Regions from separate parts of the Homo sapiens genome. Here region 2 is linked to region 1. A link is a loop called in an ENCODE intact Hi-C map of the cell type or tissue named here. Cell type or tissue: A673. All regions are shown on one strand. Each heading gives the region's core, and the rest is flanking DNA. Links, peaks and the distances in the headings are about the cores only.

Region 1 (10,910 bases), core at 1,659-9,658:
CCCACCAGCAATGTAAGAGGAACTTTAGCATTTTAATCTTAAATTCTTTAGCAACCAGTTCATAAGAGGAGGAAGGATCATAAATCAAAAGGACTGAGGATGTCAGGCAAACAGAGAAAACAGTCCCCTTCCAGGGGCTGGGAACGGTGTGGCTCCCATCATAGTCTCAGCTTTTCCAGTTAATGACCGTGAAACCTTCCCCTCAAATCATTCTAATAGGCTTCTGACCCTCCCTCATTTTCTGGTTCATCAGATGAAATAATACCACCTGTCCTATCTACCTACCTGCTTCTGGGGATTGGAGAAATTAATGTAAGTGCTTTATCCACTGTGAAACCAATTTAAGTAGAAGGCACAGATGAATTAAGAAACACTTCCTGCTATGTATGATCTTTGTCCTTCTCATTCTCTGCCTTTTCTGACTTGTGGCCTAAATCATAAATGCTTCCTGATAATAATAATAGCTGTCAATTGTTGAACACTTTCTCCATGCCAGGCATTGAGCTAAATGCTTCACAGGTGTTAGTTTATTTTATCTTCATGATAACCTTGCTCGCTGGTAGTCTTATTGTTTCAGTCCCCACAGTTGAACCTGGACTCTGAATCCAGCATGCTCTTCTAGAAAAGCTCATGCACTTCCCTTTAGGCTGCATTTTAAATGAAGGAGCTGCATTCATGATTTTCAATTTTGACATTTAAAAAATGATCTAGGTCGAACGCAGTGGCTCACACCTATAATCCCAGTACTTTGGGAAGCTGAGATGGGTGGATCATTTTGAGGCCAGGAGTTCAAGACCAGCCTGGCCCACATGGTGAAACCCCATCTCTACTAAAAAAAAAAAAAAAAAAAAAATTAGCCAGGCCTGGTGGTGCGCACTTGTAATCCCAGCTACTTAGGAGGTTGAGGCACGAGAATCACTTGAACTTGGGAGGTGGTGGTTGTATTGAGTCAAGATCATGTCACTGCACTCCAGCCTTGGGCAACAGAGCAAGACTCTGTCTCAAAAAATAATAATAAAATAAAAAATGATCTAAAAGTTTATTGAGTCATTTTTTAATGTTTGAGTATAGCAGAAGGCTAGAAATCATAGAATGCAATTGTGGTTACTGATTAAGAAGAGAGAGATAAGGCACTGGAGAGAGAGAAAGAGAGAGCAGGGGAAGGCGGGAGAAAGGAATTCATGACCAAGAGAAAAAGATGGCTTTTTTTTCTGATAGGAATAGTGATTTTGTAATATGTATTTGCATTTATAATTCTCATATTTTCCATGCAGATAATCCTTAAAAGCATATAATTAATTAATGGGCTTTTGATGTTCCTAGTGCCAGAGATGTGGAACTACATTATCTTGATAATCTTTGTAAAAGATTAGAAGAGGCTTAAAGTGAGACAGTTCCCAGGATTCAAAACTCTGCCAAACAGAAACGATTAACCTTGAGGTGGGGGTGGAAGAAGTGAGAGGAAGTGGACTGAAAGGGGTGGAGTTGTGTCACCAACTCCCTCTTTTAGTCAGCGTCCTGGTCTTTAAGCATCAAGCCTGATTTAACTTTGGCTGTGGTAGGTCCCTGCCTAACTCCAACAGTCCGGAGACAAGTTCAAGGCCCTGGTCATTGTCTGCATCTAGTGAAAACCCTCTGGTTGTTTGCTCCTGGTTGTGTTAGATAAACAGGTAATGATTAAACGTATTTTCACTGGCAGCCTTTTTAAAACAAAACTTCATGTTTCTGGAGTGTCCTCTAAAGATGAAGCATTTTGCAATTCAAAAACGTTCCCAGTCCCTTTCCGTTTCTCAGACGCCCTCTGGGCTGGGTGTCTGTTTGGCTGGGTGCCTCCTAAGAGCCCCTCTGGTGAATCCTTCCTGGGAACCTGAGCCCATCCAGGAAACACAGGACAATTTTCAGTTTGGTAGGAAATCAGGTGCTTGCTGTTCAGGTTGAAAATTGAGGTTAAGAAATAACACTTATAAGGAAGAAACAGAGTGACTTCTTGTGCAGAATCGATTCTGTTTCAGACATTGGTTATCCAGTGTTGTGAATTATTTAGGGCTTTCATTTTACTGCTTTCTTTGGTGGCCTTGCCTTTTCTCATCAAACATTCTCATTGCCTCTGAAAAGCAGGCCAAGTAAGAGACGTGAGTTAAAACTGGAGTCTGATCATTTTGCTGCTTTTGAGCAGCTCCTGGAGGGCAGCGGGGGAGCATTTTTTATTCACCTTTGCACTTCTCCTCCCCACCAACACTTCATACTGCATGTAGCTGGGGCTCACTGGTTCTTTATAGATGAAATCCACACAGTAGTTCTTTATAGGTGAAATCACTATTTCACTGTGATTGCAGGAGAGACATGGAGAAAGGGCTCCAGCTTTGTTTGCAAGGAGGGCTTCCAAGGTCCGTGGAACCTGCAGAGAATGTGGCTCTTCCTGTGGCTTTGGTGTTGCCGTGACTTTCAGACATGGAGGGGATGCTTGATTTGTAACATGCTGCCGACTGGATGGGCCGTTCTCCTGCCCCGTGACAGACACGGAGTCCGCCACGGTCTCTGTAGCCCAGGCTCAGGATAGCATCTCACTTCCCAGGTCTAAACTCACCTCCCTCCTGCAGTCAGCCTACAGAAGTGCATCTATCTTCATTGATTGATGGTCCAGGCGGAAATGACAGTTCTCATTGCACTGGACTATGCCTCGTTGAGAGCTGAGGGGCTAAGGAAAGCCATTCTCTCTGCCTTGCCAGGGAGAATAAACTATTGTGAACCTCCTGGACCAAAGCCATGAGCAGAATAAATACAATTCAGTCATATAGATTTGGGGCAAGGCAGGCAATGAGGCTACTAAAGAAAGAACCTGTGCCCAAGACCAAGAAAATGGGTGAATCTGAAGCCCTATGCTTGTCTATGGGGCTGGAGGAGGAAGGAAGGCTTCCACTGGGTTAAAAAGAAAGTTGCCACATTCTTCTATGTGGTTTTCAGATTTTTGGGGCTCAGGACATCTTTATTCTCTTAAGAATAATTGAGGTGCCAAAATATTTTGTATCAGTCAATATATGCCGTATTAGAAATTAAAACTCAGAAATTTAAAAAATGATTTGTCAATTTACTTCAAACCATATGCTTATTATGTGCCAACACGCATTTTTAAAAACAAATTTTATTGTGTATATTTGAGGTTTACAACATGATATTATAGGATATATATAGACAGTAAAATGGTTACAATAGTAAAGCAAATTAACATACCTAGCATCTCACAGAATTACATTTCTTGTGTATGGAAAGAGCAGCTAAAAATCTAAGTGTGACTGGCTTAAAAAAGAAAATTTACTTGTTCAACAAAAATCCCTAATATAATACAATTTTATTAACTGTAGTCCTCACGGTGTACATTAGATTTCTAGGCTTGTTCATCCTACATATTTGCTGTTTTGTATCCTTTGACCTACATCTTTCCGTTTTCTCTCCCCCACCCTTTACCGCCTACTCATGGTAATCATTGTTTCATTCTCTATCTCTGTGTATTTGAGCTTTTTAAATTCCACATATAAGTGAGATCATGCAATATTTTTCTTTCTTTGTCTGGCTTACTTCACTGTACATAATGTCTTCTTGGTCCATCCATGATGTGGCAAATGGAAGGATCTCCTTTTCTAAGGCTGAATAATATTCCATCATGCATATATATATATATGTGTATATATATATATATATATATATATATATATATATATATATATATACACACACCACATTTTCTTTATTGGTTCGTTCATCAGTGGGCATTTAGTTTGTATCCATATCTTGGCTATTGTGAATAATGCCACAGTGAACACGGGAGTGCAGCTATCTTTTTGAAGTGATGAGCTTGTCTCTCTTGAGTATATGCCCAGAAGAGGGATCACTGGGTCCTATGATCATTCCAACTTTAATTTCTGTAGGACTCTCTGTACTGTTATCCATGACTGTACCAGTCTACATTCCCCCCAACATTATACTAGGTTTTCCTTTTCTCCCTATTGTTGCCAACATTTGTTGCCTCTTGTCTTTTTCATAAATTCTTATTATTGAAAAATATTTTTCAAAATAGTGTCATTGTTTTACTTTACTGCAGCTCTGTTTAGTGTCTGAATTAATGGGAGGTGGTTGGATTTCATATCTGCTTCTACATTCAGTCTGTTGCCATGTCATGTCATGCACTTTCTGAAAAACTCTACTGTGTGTTTGAGAGAGAATAAGAGTGAACAAGTTAAATAATGTCTCAATATCTCAGATCCCCTGTAAAAAGGCCTCAAGGACTTGCAGGGTTCCCTAGACCATGCTTTGAGAACTGCTTCCCTAGGTGCACACTCCCCAAAACTTGCCTCTCTCTGTGTTTAATATGTGGCCATCTTGTATGATGACATTTCTGCATTAGCAGAAAATGGGCATGGTGTCCCAAGCAAATAATCCTTTTCATGGCTTTTGGCATTTGAATAGTGCTTACGAACATTCGGGAAAGCATCCCCGAGACAAGCTAGAATAAGATTGATGTTGAACGTCCTATTGGACAGGCTGGCCAAGTTCTTGCTCATGGACTGGCAACAGGATAATCCAGAGCATGAGACAGGCTCCTTTCCCTGCTTTTCAGCATCTGAATCTCAAATTGCATGTGCTCCACTTCGTCTGCACAACACATACGTTTTTCCTCTTCACAATTACCAAAGGCTTTGTAAGAGAGGAGCAGTTGCTCCAAGGTCTCTCTGAGCTTCCTGTTTCCAGTACCCAAGGGCAGCTTAAATCTGCTTCTTTACTCACCAATAACTGTGCAGTTTATCCAACTCATCTGCTATTTCCTGGGTGCAAAATCATCTCACTTAATTGTAACCTCCTTTTTCCTGCATTAATCAAGACAGTGGCTGAGCGGTGGCATTAGCGAAATAAGCATGAATGGAAAGCAGTGATTTACAAGGATTGTGGGCTAGTTTCACTCAGCGCCAGTCTATGCCCGCTGGAGAGAATGACAGTGGGTACAGCCAGTGAGTTCTGCGGCCAAAGTGCAGATCAAAGAGAAGCTATTAAAACAAACAAAACACAACACATTTTGATGTTATTCTAACACAGGAATATCATTTTTAATGTGGCTAGAAAAATATTCAGCTTTGTTCTTTGTCCTTTAGGAAAACTACCTGCATCAGTGCTCTGATCTTTCCAGGGCTGGCGGAAGGATGGTGTCTGTAGATTCATTTACAATCATGGAGTGTTACAGTGAGGAGAGTCAGAGATCACCCAGCGCAGAGGAAAGGGTGTGGGAGGAGGGTGTTGGGCAGGGTGGTGACTATGCCACCATAGCAAGGCCCTGGGTCTGGTCTCTCTTTGTCCCCTGCTAAACCTAACTGTAGCGTGCAAGCCACACACTAGGGAATTAGAAAGCCAGCATTCTCTCTCTGCCCCCTGTGATCTTGATGGTTACTTAACCTCTCTGGATCTCAGTTTCCTCACCTGTAAAATGGGTATAGCAATAATCTTAGTCTCATAGGGCTGTTTTGAGAATGAAAAGGTAGTATACGTATAAGTTTCTTAAAATAGTGTATAATATTTAAAAAGTACAAAATAGATATCAGACATTATTGTAATATTATTGGTGTCTCTGAAACTTGGTTTTCTCATCTGCAAAGTAGGATTTTCCAGGTTGGCATGGGAATTAAGTTAGAGAATATATGGTCAAGTCTTGGAGAAAATGTCAAGTACCATTAAAAGTACTGCACTATATTTTGAGGACAAGTCAAGAGAACACTTTAACTTTGTACCTGAGTGTTTTCCCACATGTAAGACTCTATGATTATCTGCACCGTTTTGAAAGCAGGGCAGTAATTTTAAAATAAATGAATATATAATAACCAGGGCAAGAATAGCAATATAATCACAACTAGTAAGAACAATTGCTAATATTTGTGGAGTGTTTATCTCATGCCAGCACTGAGCTAAGTACTCGGTATGTAATATACGGTCTCACTTCTCACCACAGCCCTTTGAAGGAGGTACTATTATTATTCCGGTTTTGCAGAGGAGGAAAGTGAGGTCTCTCAGGGCCTCTCAGGGTCACTCAGGTTGCACATGGCTGGGCCAGGACTGAGCCCAGGCAGTCTGGTTCCGGAGTTGGTGTCCTTCACCAGTGCAGTAGCAGGGCTGGTGGTCCAGAGGGAGGTGGAAAGGGATTACATCCCAGTTTGAGTTCAGCAGGTTGCAATGTTGTGCTCTGCAGGTGACAGAATTAGATTTTTTGTGCTTTTTTGGTAAGGTAAAAGATGTGATACCTGTTGGGTACTATGGTCGCTATTTGGGTGATAGGTTCACTAGAAGCCCAAACCCCGCATTACCCAATATGCCTGTATGACAAACCTGCACATGTTCCCCCGAATCTAAAACTTAAAAAAAAAAACAAAACACGCATGATAGTTTTTCATTAGTATTTGGGGGAAGGAAGTGGTTGTTTCTTTAATGAGTAAATCATTGACTTGAGATGGGAGAGATCAGATGCAAGAGCTTTCCAAGCAGCACCTGAGTAGGACAGTGTAAGGAGGGGCTGGGAAAGAAATCCACGTGGAGTTTCTGAAGGGAACCTGAGAATGTAGAAAAGAGGTGTAGAGGCTGTAACCCAGGAGAAGAGCCCTGGGAGTGAGGCAGAACTTTCCAGGGTGTGGAGGGATGCAGTTTTTCTCAGGTTGACTGGAGGCTGTCCCATGGGGCCTGGATATTATTTCCCTGTCTCTGTCCAAGGCAGTTTGGTGGAGCAGGATGATTCTGTGGCAGGCATCACTGGCTCTCTCTGCCAAGGCTGTACAGCTTATGGTATTAAGTGGGGGCTCCTGGGAGCTTTAGGGTCAGAGACACCTGAATTGGAATCTCAGTTCCGCCACTTAAAAACTGTGTGGTTGCACAAGTACTGAATTCTCCAAGTCTTCATAGGATGATTGTAAAGATTAAATAAGAAATTGCATGTAAATAAATCACTTGGCACTTCGTAAGCTCCCAGTAAATAGCCGTCATCATTAGCATTATAATTAGATCCTCCCACTAGCTGCTTCCTGGATTTTCCAGTTGTGTTGAGGCGCTGGCCCTAAAATTGTGGCTTGACCCCCAGCTATTTTAGATCATTATATATGATGCCAGTTTGAGGTGCAGGACCCCACAGGTAGAGGACTGGTATGGTGCTAAGCCTCTCTTCCTTACAGATGCATTGTTTACATTCAAGGTGGTATTGGCCAGGATTTTCTGCTTGATCTTGTTCTAACACAAGCCTTAAATGAATACGCAAGAAGGGCTGGACAACTGCAAACAGCCATGCCCCTGGCTCAGCTGATGAAGGTTGTGGCTCACCATTTCTTGATTTAGTGGGTTACCACATGTTGCCAGGATTCATAAGAACACTTCACTGATCATGCATTTAAGGGGACACTCGTCTTTACACCAGACAGGAGAGAGGTCACTCACTTTGAACAAGACCCGGTCCTGTGTCTGTGAAATGCAGGGACCCTCCCCGCCACCCCAGATGCAGATCATTAGCTGAGCAAGGAGCCCCCAGAATTTTGCAGCATGACTTTCACTTTGTAATTGAATGGTCAAGGCATGGATATCATTGGAGCATCTCTAGGGGCCAGATTGTCTGCCCAAGGGAACAGTCCTCTGTGTATAGCCAACCAGAGTCCACCGTGTGTTACCTGACTACAAGTTTGGCAGGCTGATGTCAAGCCCATACTGGCATGAAGGCAGGACAAAGGTAGGCAGGCAGGAGGCATCTGCAAAGCAGGAATCAGGTACCCACAAATGCTCCACAGCCCCGGTATGTGATCCAAGCAGTAGGGTTCAGGGTTCAGTATCAAAGTCTCTAACAAGCATTCACCAGGAGCTACAGTTGTATTCTGGAATGTCAGCTAGGGCCCAGAACAGGGAACCCTTTCAAGCATGGGGAGAAGTGGGCAGAGTTTAGCAGTGGAGTGTCTTTGAGCTGTCCTGAACCATACACCAGCCTGCCCACACCTGTTGGCTGTAAAGTCATTGCACACATACTGTGGCTTTTCCCAGCAGCGTCTTCAAGGCAGTTTCTTACACCACATGTGCCAGGCCTGAGAGTTTCTGCAGTTTTTTCAGCTGCTCTAAACCATGATGGCATCAGCCTCTCAGCCCAACTCTCCGCCACTACCTCTTTTAGCTCCCATTTATTGAGTGTAGTTGTTTTCCAGTCACAATGCCAGAGCTCCACACACATTCTCCCCTTCAGCCCCTCAATGACCTTGTAAGTTAGGTGTTGTTATTATCCCCATTTTACAGGCGGAGAAACTGAGGTGTAGAGGGGTTGAGTGTGTGCAGTCATATAGCGAGTATGTGGTAGAGTGAAGATGCAGATCAGGCCTGTGTTTCCCCAGAGCCCAAGTGCTGAACCACCTTGTCTGTGACGTATTCAGCCCAGGCAGAAACTTACTATGACTTTTTCAGCTGCCCCTTGGAGTCACTGCATCAGGCTGGAGCAGTGGTTTGCAACCTTGACTGCACATTGAAATCAACTGAGGAGCTTTAAAAAGTACTTATGCCTGGGTCTTGCCACCAGAGATTCTGATTTCAATTGATCTGAGGTGCAGCCTGGGTATTTACCAGACCAGGGTTTCGCCAACTTTTTCTGTAAAGGGCAGACAATACATATTTTAGGCTTTGCAGACCATATGGTCTCTGTCTCAACTACTCGACTCTGCCTTCGTAGAGCAAAAGCAGCCATAGAAGATACATAAATGAATGAGCATGGCTGTGTTCCAGCAAAACTTTATTTACAAAAAAAAAAAACCAGGTGGCTGCCCAAAATTGGCCCATGAGCCACAGTTTGCCAATGACTGATCAAGTCAGGCAGCTCATTAGTAGGTTCTATCCCATTGCCAGTGAGATTAGAATTCATCTTGCTTCTCTAGGGCTGGTATCTGTGGCATCTTGGGAGAGCCCTGGGCACCCCATACCCTCCAAACCACGACCTTGCTGCAGGCTCCACAGGGTTGGCCCAGTTTCTGTGACTGAACTTCTATGATGGCCTCTATTTTGCCGAGGGACCCCAGTGCCCTGCTGAGTTGGAAATCCGGCCATGAACCGCCACCTGTTTGGCGGGGGTCTTGTCTAGCTTGCTAGCCCTCCCCCATAAGGAGTTAAAATTGGCCCCCTTGGTCTTGGCTGGCAGCCAGCTCCTCTGTAATTAGAAGGATTAGCTAGACTCGCGAGGCTGCCACCTGTTTGATAAAGAAGACTGCCCTTCATGAACATGCCTCCCCTTGCTGCCTCCCCCCAGGCCTGTCTCCCTCCAGAGGAAGTCCCCAGGGAGGTCCAGCTGTCCCCCCCCAACCCCCACCTTCACTCAGGGTCCTGCTTCCTTCTCTCTGCAATGGACCTTCCATAGCCATGCTTGTAGCTTGAGCGGCAGCATCGTTTTCACCCAAGGGATTCAGCACATCAGTTTTCTTTTATGGAATATTAATGCAGTATTCCCAAAACTGTAAGTTGTGATTATTTACAGAGTTGAAAGGGCAACTGGAAATTATTTACAATGTCAAAAGGGCAACTGAATTTCTCTGGTTATTGGAATTATGCTCCAACCCCCGAAAAATATAGAAATCAGAGTATGCTTTCCTTATCATCCCTCACGCGGCAGCTGTCCTTCTTAATAGGGATACCACAAACATATTGGATTGAAGGAAAACTATTGCTATAGGTGGCACTTTAGATATTAACAGTTCATATGCACGAAGTGCCAAGTTAGTTGTTTAGACATTGGAATGCATTTGTTCAACAAACATTTATGGAGACCTGAATTTGTTCCACATGTTGGGAATACCTTCACTAGAGAAAGACCTTCATAGAAACACTTAACTACAAGACGGTTTCAGAGGTGCTGTAATAGAGGTACATACAGATGGCTCTTGTGGGTATGAGAGGCTGGAGTGAAAGGCTGAGGTGTCAGGGAACTCAGGGAATGGGGCTCCCCAGTCGGAAAACAGGAGGAAAGGCATTTTTGGGTTAGGGACCAGTGTGTCTAAGGCAGGAGCAGGGTGTGATGTGGGCCTGGAGTGTGTGGTTCATGGGGAGGGGAGTTGTGCAAGTTGAATCTGGAAGATGGATTTGGAAACCAGTCTAGAGGTCCCAACTTCTGTGGGTGATGCAGACCAAAAGAAAGATCTTAAGTAAAAGAGAAATGCAATCAAGTCTGTTTTAGCAAAATGATTCTAGCAGCAGTGGGGGTCTGAATTAGGGTGGTGGGTAAGAAAAGAAGCAGGGGTCCTAGTAAGAGGCTGTTGTCAAAATCAAGAGGCCCCTAGGTGAGAAAGTGGAAGCTAGAATGGATGACAACTGGAAGGTGTGATCACACTTAAGAGACAGAGTTGATGGGATGATGAAGGCCAGTGAGGAGGTGTTCTTTATGATTTAAAATAGGGAAAAGGAGGCCATGCGCGGTGGCTCACGCCTGTAATCCCAGCACTTTGGGAGGCTGAGGCGGGTGGATCACCTGAGGTCATGAGTTTGAGACCAGCCTGGCCAACATGGCGAAACCCCGTCTCTACTAAAAATACAAAAATTAGCCGGGCGTGGTGGTGGGCGCCTGTAGTCCCAGCTACTCGGGAGGCTGAGGCAGGAGAATTGCTTGAACCCAGGAGGCAGAGGTTGCAGTGAGCTGAGATCACACCACTGCACTCCAGCCTGGGTGACAGAGCGAGGCTCCGTCTCATAAATAAATAAATAAATAAATAAATAAATAAAAATAGGGAAGAGGAGCAGTGTTTTAGAGGGACAGGAAAGTTAATGGCTTGAGTTTGGGGGCTTGTTGGTTTTGGGCATCTGAGGAACTTACAGTTGGAGTTACCCATTAGGCTGTGGGTAATGTGAGACAGGAAACCTAAGAGAGAGGATTACAG
Region 2 (10,910 bases), core at 2,034-10,033, 100 kb after region 1:
TATGGTGCCCATGTCTCTTGTTTCCCCCTTGTCTGACTGTTAAACCATGCTCTTCACCTTTTGACCTTACCAATTTGATATATTAGTAAGTGACATTGGTTGATGCTTGCTTTCCTCTAGAATTCCATATCCCATTTCTGCCACGAAACCTAACGTGAAATGGAGATTCATCAGCTCCCTTTCCTCAGCAGGCAGCATGGGGCCCATCTAGCCAGGCAGGTGTCAGATAGTAACAGGTCAAGTTTGCTGGAAGAACAGGTGCTGCTCAGATGAGTGTCTGCAGGAGTAGCTTCAGTTCCCTTTGTTCTCTAGTTGGTCCTCCAGTGTGATGTTAACTGCAGATAGTTCCTGCCTAAATTCCCAAGCCTCCCAGGAGTTGGCCTCCTGCAAGTGAAGGCGCCACTTTCTCTTGCATGATGGTGAAACAGTTTTCCCCTACTACAGACGGTGCTTAGTCATACGTCTTGTTGTCTTGTAACACACTTGCATGCTTGGGAGACATGCCTAATGAAGACAGAAAGCCTTTCTGTGTGAGTTTGTGGCCAGGGAGATTGAAGCTTTATTTACATATTTACATAAAGCAGTAAAGGCTGTTTATTTTAAACAATGAGTTATAATTTTTTCTACGTACGTTTTCCTATTACATCTCATCCGTTAGCTAAGAGCCCGCATCTTCCTCTTCTACGCAGCTCTGGGCCCTTTTTCTTGGTCTTCAATCTATCTCTTCCCAGCTACTCTTCCCTGGTCCCTAGCGTGGTAGCTCCAGTATACTCAATCTCTGTTGTTTCTCTGATGACTCATACTTTCCCGGGCCATGGGCCTCTCCCAGATTAGGACCTGCCAGTTCAACGTGATAAATACCCACATTAGAGCACCAAGCAAAGTGTGCAATTAGAGAGATGTGGAACAGTGTCCCTCTAAGGTATAGACGTAGGCCAGTCTGCCTTGATACATGGTGGTTATCAACAGATACCAACTACTTAGTAGACTTTGCTGCAGAGCTGGGTGAGTCAAGGGTACAGACTGATTCAGCAGGCAAAACCCACATACTTAGCAAATCCAGGAAAGCAGGGAGCTCAGCTGCAAAGTCAGCTTGGACTTGTTTTGACTTCTTGCTCCACCACTTTCTAGCTACCTAACACAGAGCCAACCACTTACTCTCTCAGGGAGATTAAGGCCTAACCTACAGATAAGCATCTACTTTGCAGGGTTGCTATAAATGGCATATGTGGGTCAAGTGTCCAATACAGTGCCTGCTGCATAATGGGTACTCAGTTAATGTTCATGATTCATGGCAGAGTCAGAAACCTGTGAAGAACAGGCTCTGAACTGGTCATTAAGGACAGAGTCGAAGTGATGACAGTATTCTCTGAATGTAAGGGTAAGAGGCAGTGATCAAGAAGAAAGCAAGATGCCCAGGTCCGGAATTAAGCAACCAGGAAAAAAGATACTGAGGATGAGGAACAGAAGGTACAAGCAGCTGAACAACAGCTCTGGCGCCAATTAAGCCAGGCAGGATCAGGTCGTGAAATAACAGTTCATTGCTTTCTTGAAGCTTTACTACTGCAAATTAATATTTATTGGGCAGCCGCAGCACCTGATGCTCTGCTGGCACTTCCTGAACACTCCATGCCGACAGATGCAAAACATCTTCCCATATGCAGAATTCTCACTGCTTTTTCCATCAACTATCAGTCAGTCACATCATAAGCATTTATTAGTTACCAAATGTGTGCCTGGGTTGTCTGTCACAAACTGTGTGGAATGTTGACTCTCAAATTTGTTTCTCTAGCCAAGACCTCTACCCGGGGCTCCAGACACCTCTATCCACCTGTCCACTGGACCTCCTCAGGCCACCACCTGTCTCACAGGCCACCACCAGCCTCATGTTCAGAATAGAACTAGGCCCCGCTCCATTGGATGACACCTAACTTCAGAAACCTGTACTTCTCCCTTCCCTACCCTCACCCCTTTCTCCTCCATTCTTAGCATCAAGTCTATCTCCAAATATATCTCGCATTGTCCACTGTACTCTATCCCCATGAATGTTGTGTGGTTTGGGCCATTGTCATTTCTTGCCTGGATTTCATTGCAGGTAAAGAGCCTCCCACCTGATCTCCCTGCTTCCACTCCTTGCAGCTTCCCTGCAGCTCACATATACACACACACATACACACTCCAGTCACCAGACAGGAGCCCAAATCATCATCGTTAAATATAAATTAGACCCTTCAATAGCTTTCTGTTACTCTTAGTAACAAATTTCTTGCCGTGCCTATGAGCCATAGTTTGCCTCCTGTGTCTGTCACTGCCCTGTCTGTACCATTCTTCTCCAAGTGCACTGCCTTTTAGCCCCACTAGATTCTATTCCCATTCATTAAAAAAAAAGAAAGAAAGAAAAAGAAAAAAGCACTGTCACTATCACTGGGCCTTTGCACTTGCCCTTTGCCTGAAATTCTCAGACCCAGGTTCTCTGCACGTCTAGGTTTCAGGTCAAATTTCACGTAATAAGAGGCCCTTCCTAAACTCCATAAAAAAGTAGCACCTCCCCAACCCTTGGAGCGTCTCTGTCATATTGCCTTGTTTATTGTATCTGTGGCACTTTATATACTCTCTGATACACTTTCTTAACATATTTGATTGTTGCTTGTATATGCCTCTCCAGGAGAATACAACCTCCAGAGACTTCATCAGTCTTAATCATAGATATATCCTTAGCAGTGAGCATAGCCAAGCAACAGTGGGGAATCAGTAAATAAATCAGTAAGTTTCAAAATGATGAAAAAAAAGGATAGCGATTGCTAGCATAAGGAATTTGGGATTCTCAAACTATTACTAATAGCATATCAGATTTACTCAATGCTGTTATTAGGATAGTGAGCTAGACTTTTGGCAGTTGTTAAGGTACTAACTTAAACACAGACTAAAATTTTTTCCTGGACTAATCCAAGTTTCTTCTTGGCCTCTCCAAAAGGCCAAAATGGCAAGATTTACTTGTGTGACTCATTGAAAGTCAAGTTGCCCTAAAATTACCTCAAGCCTACACTAAATAAGCAGAAGTTCTTTTGTGACTGTAAATGATTTGGTGTCATTTGTCTTTTTTGAAATCGCTATAGTGAATATGGGATTATAAAAAGCAATTTCAAAAAAGGGAAATACAATGGCATACTATTATTTCAAGTTGTTCTCCATTTTATATAGCTTCATTTCCTTCTTGCTGTGGAATAGTCTATTTTGGAAAACTTTTTTAATGCAAAAATGGATGGTAGAGATTTCTAGCATTCATGATCAGAATCAGCTTTTTTCTTGATGGTCAGAAGTTAGACCAAGTACTGATGGCAGTGGCCAATCTTTTTTTTTTTTCTGAGGTGGAGTCTTGCTTTGTCGCCCCCGAGCTGGAGTGCAGTGGCGCTATCTTGACTCACCGCAATCTCTGCTTCCCAAATTCAAGCGATTCTCCTGCCTCAGCCTCCTGAGTGGCAGGGATTACAGGTGTACCCCACTGCACCTGGCTCATTTTTTTTTTAAGTAGACACAGGCTTTTACCATATTGGCCAGGCTGGTCTTGAATTCCCAACCTCAGGTGATCTGCCTGCCTCAGCCTTCCAAAGTGCTGGGATTATGGGCATCAGCCACCACGCCCGGCCGGCAGTGGCCAATCTTAAGTTGGAGTAGTATCTCACTACCTTATTTTACCTTCCAGTGAATTGTATTCATTTTTTAAACACTGCTTAAGTATTCCTACCCTCTTTTATGCAGTTTTCCCTAGTTTTTGGTGTTCTAAATATCTACTGATTTTACTCTTTTCTATCTTTATTTCTAAAAACTGTTCCTGTAAACCTTCGAAAGCATTCCATTTCTTCATTATGCTTTTTAAAATTGTATTAATCATATCTAGACTTCACAATCTTGTAGCTCGAGGACATTTATCTTGTCTTAGGCACGTCTGGAAGATCTTAACAGGCCATATTGATTGACCATATCATTTTCAACTAACTCAGTACATTTTGAATCACAGATTTTAAATGAACTCTAAGGGATTTTCTACCATTCCACAGTTCTCCCCCTTTTCTTCTTTTATTTATTGAAATAAATGTTTTAAAACAAAGTGCATTTGGGGGAACGTGAAAACTCTACTGATTTAAGACATCTCGACAAGGTATGTCTTAAAGTAATGAGATTGATTCTACAAGCCACAAACAAAAATCAATCTCATTACCTTTTAATTGGCTTTATGTGTAGTAATCAGAAGGCTATTTCTTCCCTTGCAGAAAAACTATTCCTTTTCTTTTCATCCTAGACTTTCTCTGCTTGTCTCTTTTTTTCCCCCTTAATGCCGACACAATCAAGAATGAAGGACTTTCCCATCATTATTCCTCCACGCTGTCATCTCACTCACTGATGCTGTCAGGCCTTTTTCTTGATGCAGTTTTCTTCTGAACTGGACTTGCTTTGGGTTTAGACCTGATGTAGTACAGGGGAAAAATCTAGTAACACCAATGTTAGAAATAAAATTTTGACATATGAATTTTTTTCCCTAAAGATAGAACCAAATGTTTTCTGCTTTTTTTTTAAAAACAAAAAACTTTCTTTTTTATTGACAAGTACTGTGATCTACCAAAGTGCATACTCCCCCTGCCTCCAAATTCACTCTCTTTGGAATACTTTGAACTTCTTCTAAAATAATACAGATCCCCGCAAGTATGCACCTAGAACATATTTAGACATTTCCAAGGTGAGGTCATAAGCGCTTGGGTAAGGGCTGTTGAGACCAAGCTGTTATGGAGTTCAGAGCCAAGGGGAGCAGGTGAGGTGAGCTGGAGAGGGCCACCAGAGAACAGTACATATGCCAAGACATAAGATGAGGCAAAAGTAGAATGAGGAAAGTAAATGGGAAATTAAACAGTGATTGATAATAGGCAAAGTTTCCGGAGAAGATTCTTCAATCTCTCTGGGTGATTTTTATTTCTTTATTTCCTTCCTTCCTTCCTTCCTTCCTTCCTTCCTTCCTTCCTTCCTTCCTGCCTCCCTCCCTCCCTTTCTCCCTTTCTCCCTTTCTCTCTTTCTTTTTTTTTTTTGACGGAGTTTCGCTCTCGTTGGCCCAGGCTGGAGTGCAATGGCGCGATCTTGGCTCACCGCAACCTCCGCCTCCCAGGTTCAAGCGATTCTTCTGCCTCAGCCTCCCTAGTAGCTGGGATTACAGGCATGTGCCACCACACCCAGCTAAATTTTTTGTATTTTTAGTAGAGATGGGGTTTCTCCATATTGGTCAGGCGGGTCTTGAACTCCTGACCTCAGGTGATCCACCCGCCTCAGCCTCCCAAAATGCTGGGATTACAAGCATGAGCCACCGTGCTCGGCCCTTTTTTTTTTTTTTTTTTTTTTTTTTTTGACGGAGTCTTGCTCTGTGGCCCAGGCTGGAGTGCAATGGCATGATCTTGGCTCACTGCAACCTCCACCTCCTGGGTTCAAGCCATTCTCCTGCCTCAGCCTCCCGAGTAGCTGGGATTACAGGTGCCCACCACGCCCAGCTAATTTTTGTATTTTTAGTAGAGACAGGGTTTCACCATGTTGGCTGGACTGATCTTGAACTCCTGACCTCAAGTGATCCACCCGCCTCGGCCTCCCAAAGTGCTGGGATTACGGGCGTGAGCCACCGCACCTGGCTGATTTTTATTTCTTAACATCTCACTTGAAAAGGTATATTCCCTTAATTAGTAGAGTTGGAATACTATGTGGTATTGTTCATTGTTTTAGAAAAAAAGAACTGATAGCATCGTGTGTTACAACATGTGTTCTGCCATCCTCCTCTAGCCTATGACAGCTGGAACCCAAGATCCCATTACTCATTGATCTCAGGTGGTGGTGGTAGTGAGAGTGTGGATCCAAACTGAGACACAATTGTTATGCGGAGGTACTGGCTTTTGTAACACCAACCTTACTCATCCAAACACAGAGCAAATGTCACACCTCCATAGGAGTTGCTACCTACAGCAGCCCCATATTAAGTCTGCTCTGTGACTCAGAGGTCAGGCCCCACAAGTTTTGGGGTGTAACCAGGGTTATCCAGGAAAAGGAGCAGGTGCATAATGCTGGAGCTATAGTGAGGATTTAAAGACATGCTTCACATTTTGCTCACCTGGTTAAACTGTAACTGAGAAATAATGCTGATAAAGGCAGGTTATACTTTGCTCCAGATAAGCCATGTCTCCTACTGGCGTGTGGCCTGTCCAACCAAGCACTGAGAGGCTTGGACGTAGATTTCTGACCTTGATTCTGCTTTCCATTGGAAAAAATGTGGATGATGCAATCTCAGACAGCCTCAATTTTAATATGACTATGCTGAATGATATTACCTAATTATTTACTTGTTGTCAGTCTTTTAATAGAAATGACAGCTATCACATATGGAGTACTTCCTGTGCCCTGAGCACCGGCTTCAGAGTTTTATGGATGCTACGCCCACCACAATCCCATGGGGCTTGTTATCCCTCTCACTTTACACAGGAGGAAATGAGACAGGAAGCACAAGAGGGGCAAAGGCCAGATTCCAACCCAGATAGTTCATATCAATGGCTGGGCTTCTAATCCAGTGAGTCACGGAGTGTGATCCCAGCATCAGCTGGGAACAGGTGAGAAATGCAGGTTCTGTGGCCCATCCCACACCTGAATTACAAACCCTGGAGATGGGGCCCAGCAATCTGTGTTTTAGCGAGCTCTTCAGGGGATTCTGATGCCGCCTTGGGTGTGAGAACTACTGTTCTAAGGACTGTTCTTGCTTCTCTCTGCTTTCTATTTCATCCTTCCTCCCTAATCCCTTAGGATAGAAGACTCAAGATGCTTTTGCCTCCTGGTAATGCTTGCTATTTGCTCAGCACTTGTGCTAGACTATTCACGGATTTCAGTGTAGGCACCCATAGCCTTCCTTATTTTTCCCAGATGTACTTCCTCCCAGATGTTATTTTCCACCCTTTAAAAATATTTTGTCTTTCTTCTTTGCTATTTCTAACTTTCCTGTACTCTTTTATGTTGCAGAGACCAAATGTGAATCCTGCTTGTAAGGGTGGGGTCAGTACTTGATTAAGCCTGATCTCCTCCCTCTACCCTCCATTTTCTGGTATTATACTTCTAATGTTATGTTTGTGTTACTAATTAACAAAGCTATTTCAAATTCAGGTTTTTTTGTTTGCTTGTTTGTTTTATTTTGTTTGTTTATTTGAGACAGAGTCTCACTCTGTTGCCCAGGCTGGAGTGTAGTAGCATGATCTCGGCTCACTGCAACTTCCGCCTCCCAGTTTCAAGCCCCCTGCCTCAGCCTCCCTAGTAGCTGGGATTACAGGCATCTGCCACCATGCCTGGCTAATTTTTGTATTTTTAGTAGAGACGGGGTTTCACCATGTTGGCCAGGCTGGTCTCAAACTCCTTACATCAGGTGATCCATCTGCCTCAGCCTCCCAGAATGCTGGGATCACAGGCGTGAGCGACCACGCCCCGCCTCAAATTCAGTCTTAATATGATGATTCATGTTCATTCATATTCAGCATATACTATTATGAATTCCAGCTCTTTTGGGATCTTTTAGGTGTTTTCCTTATCTGTGGCTATGCATGAATCCTTGCTAGATTTCCTTCTGGTTTTAATGTCCTCTTGCCTTAATGAAAATACTAAATTCATTATCGTATGTCAGAAATGCTTTAATTGCATTTGTTTTCCAAGATGCTAGTTTCTTCACTCAGTCCATCCTCTGTGTGCTTAATGAGCATTTCTCAATTCAGGATTTTAGATAACGAATTTGCTAATAAAAGCCAGTCCAGAGCAGGTGGTTTGGGCAAGGCCCACCTCCTTGCCTCAGTCTACCACTCGCCTGGCATCTGGCTGATGCTGACTGAGCCATTGGTAATAATCTTCTTTGGCTATGTCCTTTAGCAAATCACAGTCTCACTTGACATTAGTTCTAAGTACACCATGTCTCTGTCTTGTTGGACGGAAAAGCAAGCTCTGCTTCAACGATAGTATCTTTTTCTTTCTCCTTATTTACATGGCCAGTGTCATTTCCTCATCTTCTGTGGAAAGAAATTAAATAGCCTTGGCACAGCCCAACAAAGGCATATTTGGTTGCCATCCAGCACCTTGCGTCCTTCTAGGTAATTACACATCGATTGTTTGATGAATGTTCTTGGATCTCCCTGGGTATTTCTACCAAGTCTGTAATTACACTACTCTGGTTGTCCTTTTGCTCTGTCATGGTTCTCAGGGTTCCATGGCTTCTCAAAGACCAGGCTTAATGATGTTTCATCAACACCTTTCAAGTCAAGGATGCAGCTCAGACTCCTTAGTGTTTCATTAGTCTCAGTTGCTTAAAAATGTAATTCAGCCATTTTCTACCTCAGTTCATTGTGATTTCTTAAGTTGGCATCAGTATGCCGTAGCTTAAAAATTAATGATTCTCTCCTCCCAGTGCATTAAAAGATGAAAGAGCATGAACAAGGAATGATTTGACCCACCATTAAATAAAAAGGCCTTTGAGGCATTGGCAAGCTCTGTGTTTTGAGCTAAGAATAAGAGGTCCTGAAACTGGTTTTTGGAGAATGGACTCTCATGCTTTTTCGTCTAGCATAGGCGTTGGTCAGCTATATCCTGGAGACTGTTTTGGTAAATAAAGTTTTATTAGAACGCAGCAGTACTCATTCTGTTATATATTATCTGTGGCTGCTTTCATGCTACCATGGCAGAGCTGAGTACTTGAGACAGAAACTATATGATCCCAAACCTAAGATATTTACTTTATAGCCCTTGCTAGAAAAAAGTTTGCCGACCCCTGGTCTTACACTAAAAGTAACTTTAAAGAGTGAGTTAGGCCACGCGCGGTGGCTCATGCCTGTAATCCCAGCACTTTGGGAGGCCGAGGCAGGCAGATCACGAGGTTAGGAGATCGAGACCATTCTGGCCAACATGGGGAAACCCCATCTTTATTGAAAATATGAAAAATTAGCTGGGTGTGGTGGCACATGCCTGTAGTACCAGCTACTCAGGAGGCTGAGGCAGGAGAATCGCTTGAACCCAGGAGGCGGAGGTTGCAGTGAGCCGAGATCGCACCACTGCACTCCAGCCTGGAGACAGAGCGAGACTCCGTCTCGAAAGAAAGAAAAAGAAAAAGAGTGGGTTAATATACATAAAGCACTTAGAACAGTGCCTGACATTTATTTATCAGAAGCATTGGTCTTTAATTTCTACCATCTCCCAAGTACTACATAAATGTTAGTGGAAAAAAAAGGAGTTTCAGCCTTGGAATTTAGGATGAATTTGATCCCAAGCCATGTTGAGAGATGACTTGGCCTTCATGTTTAACATGCATAAATTAATGAAAGAGGCCAAAGCAGTTACAAGACGCAGGTGTTCTTTGACCTTCTTTCTGATGGTCACTTTCTCCACTTCAAGAGATGGAAGCCTGTTAGCAAAGGTGGCACAGCACTCCATCAGCAGGAAGTTAAAGGGGTGCGTGGGATCTGTTTATTTGGTAGCAACATCTGAACATGGAAGCTAAACTGACTTAAATTTCAGGAACAAAGCTGGTGTTAGCCTCCTATATGTTCTTGAATTCTGATTAATAATTTGTATGCCAATGCCTTTGAGGAAAGAGTGCTACATCTGCAGTTAACTCTGAAGTCTATTTTTTAAAAGTTGGATTGATGGATGGATAGAGGAATGAAAAAATATATATGCTGTAAAGCAAGAATAGTAAAAATGCTGTAGAACCTAGATGATGTGTATATGGGTGTTTACTGTAAAAGTCTTTCAACTTTTCTGTATGTATGAAAATTTTCATTATAAAACGTCAAGAAGAAAAAATGAAGACTGTGTGAGAAGAGTGGCAGGATGTGCTCTGGCCCATGGAACAAAGACATTCTCTTGGGTGCACAGCCCTGACAGGTGGGAGGATGACTTGGCATGAGAGCTGTCGAAAACACTATAAGCCATGCTCAAGAATTTTTAATGTGGAATAGAGAACTTTTCTGAAAAAGCATAGTTGAAAGCAAGGACAAGCATTAATAAGGCACTTCTACTCTTTTATTTATTACCATGTTGGGAATTATTTTGGGAGGAGTGCTTGCTTCAGAAATGCTAAAGTAGGTAATTTGTAAAAAAAAAATTAATAGAGAACAGGCTTCTGGATTTTATGTAATCATTACAATATAGAGCAATGAGTGCTGGCCCTGATATCAGGAATTGGGTTTTAACTCTGAATCTGCTGCTATCCCTGGGCAGGACTGTGGGCAAATTAGTTAATCACTCTGAACTGCAGCTTCCTTGTCTATAAGAAGAAGGCAAAGATACAATTCCACCCTCCTGGTGGGAGAATATATGTAAAAGCATTCTGAAGGTCATGACGTTATCAGTGAACAATGAGTTCTCAAAGGGGGCAATATCACCCCTAAAGTGGAGAAATTTGGTTCTTACCAAAAAAAAAACCCTTACTATTTATATGTATAAAGCACAAATACCTATATAGAACATAAACAGATATACAGTCTATATGTAATATTAAAATTCCTTTGTGGGGAGGTGCTTGAGAGAAAACCTGTCTAAAAAGGCTCCTTAGGGAGCTATAATGCAAAAACAGACAAGCCTTGAATTTCTACCATCTCCCAGATTCTGTTCTCCTTTCTTTTTCTTTAGGTAGATTAATTTTATCCATCACTTTGAATACTTAATACTCTTACATTTCTAGGAGAGAGAGAAAAAAGTAACTTCTGGGAGAAAACTAAGAATGATAGACACTTTGCCTTTTCCAAAGTACGTATAGTACCACTTAACCCAAATACCATTAAGCTTTGATGGAAGGAATTTACTAACAAGAGTGAGGAATTAAATGAGTATACTCACCCAATCTTTTTTCCTCTAGAAATTTA

The links. Peaks named below come from ENCODE experiments on the same cell type or tissue, not always from the same donor. Only the 100,000 strongest peaks of a DNase experiment are listed, where the experiment ranks them.
Region 2: it touches region 1 in a loop (2.1-fold over the local background); 1 of 110 quality-filtered maps calls a loop at or near these places.

The regions. Positions count from the first base shown.
Region 1 is chr7:29,269,662-29,280,571 of GRCh38, forward strand. The region is part of intron 1 of CHN2 (chimerin 2); the gene reads left to right. Among named protein-coding and RNA genes, the nearest start is that of CHN2-AS1, 66 kb to the left of the region's middle. In A673, for the core only: no CTCF peak of the experiment used is centred there; a DNase peak (open chromatin) is centred at 4,790; H3K4me3 peaks cover 367 bases; H3K27ac peaks cover 5,241 bases.
Region 2 is chr7:29,369,828-29,380,737 of GRCh38, forward strand. All of the region lies in intron 3 of CHN2 (chimerin 2), which reads left to right. Among named protein-coding and RNA genes, the nearest start is that of CHN2-AS1, 170 kb to the left of the region's middle. RefSeq lists an enhancer at 4,664-5,170. In A673, for the core only: no CTCF peak of the experiment used is centred there; DNase peaks (open chromatin) are centred at 4,374, 4,934, 5,864 and 6,484; H3K4me3 peaks cover 472 bases; H3K27ac peaks cover 7,915 bases.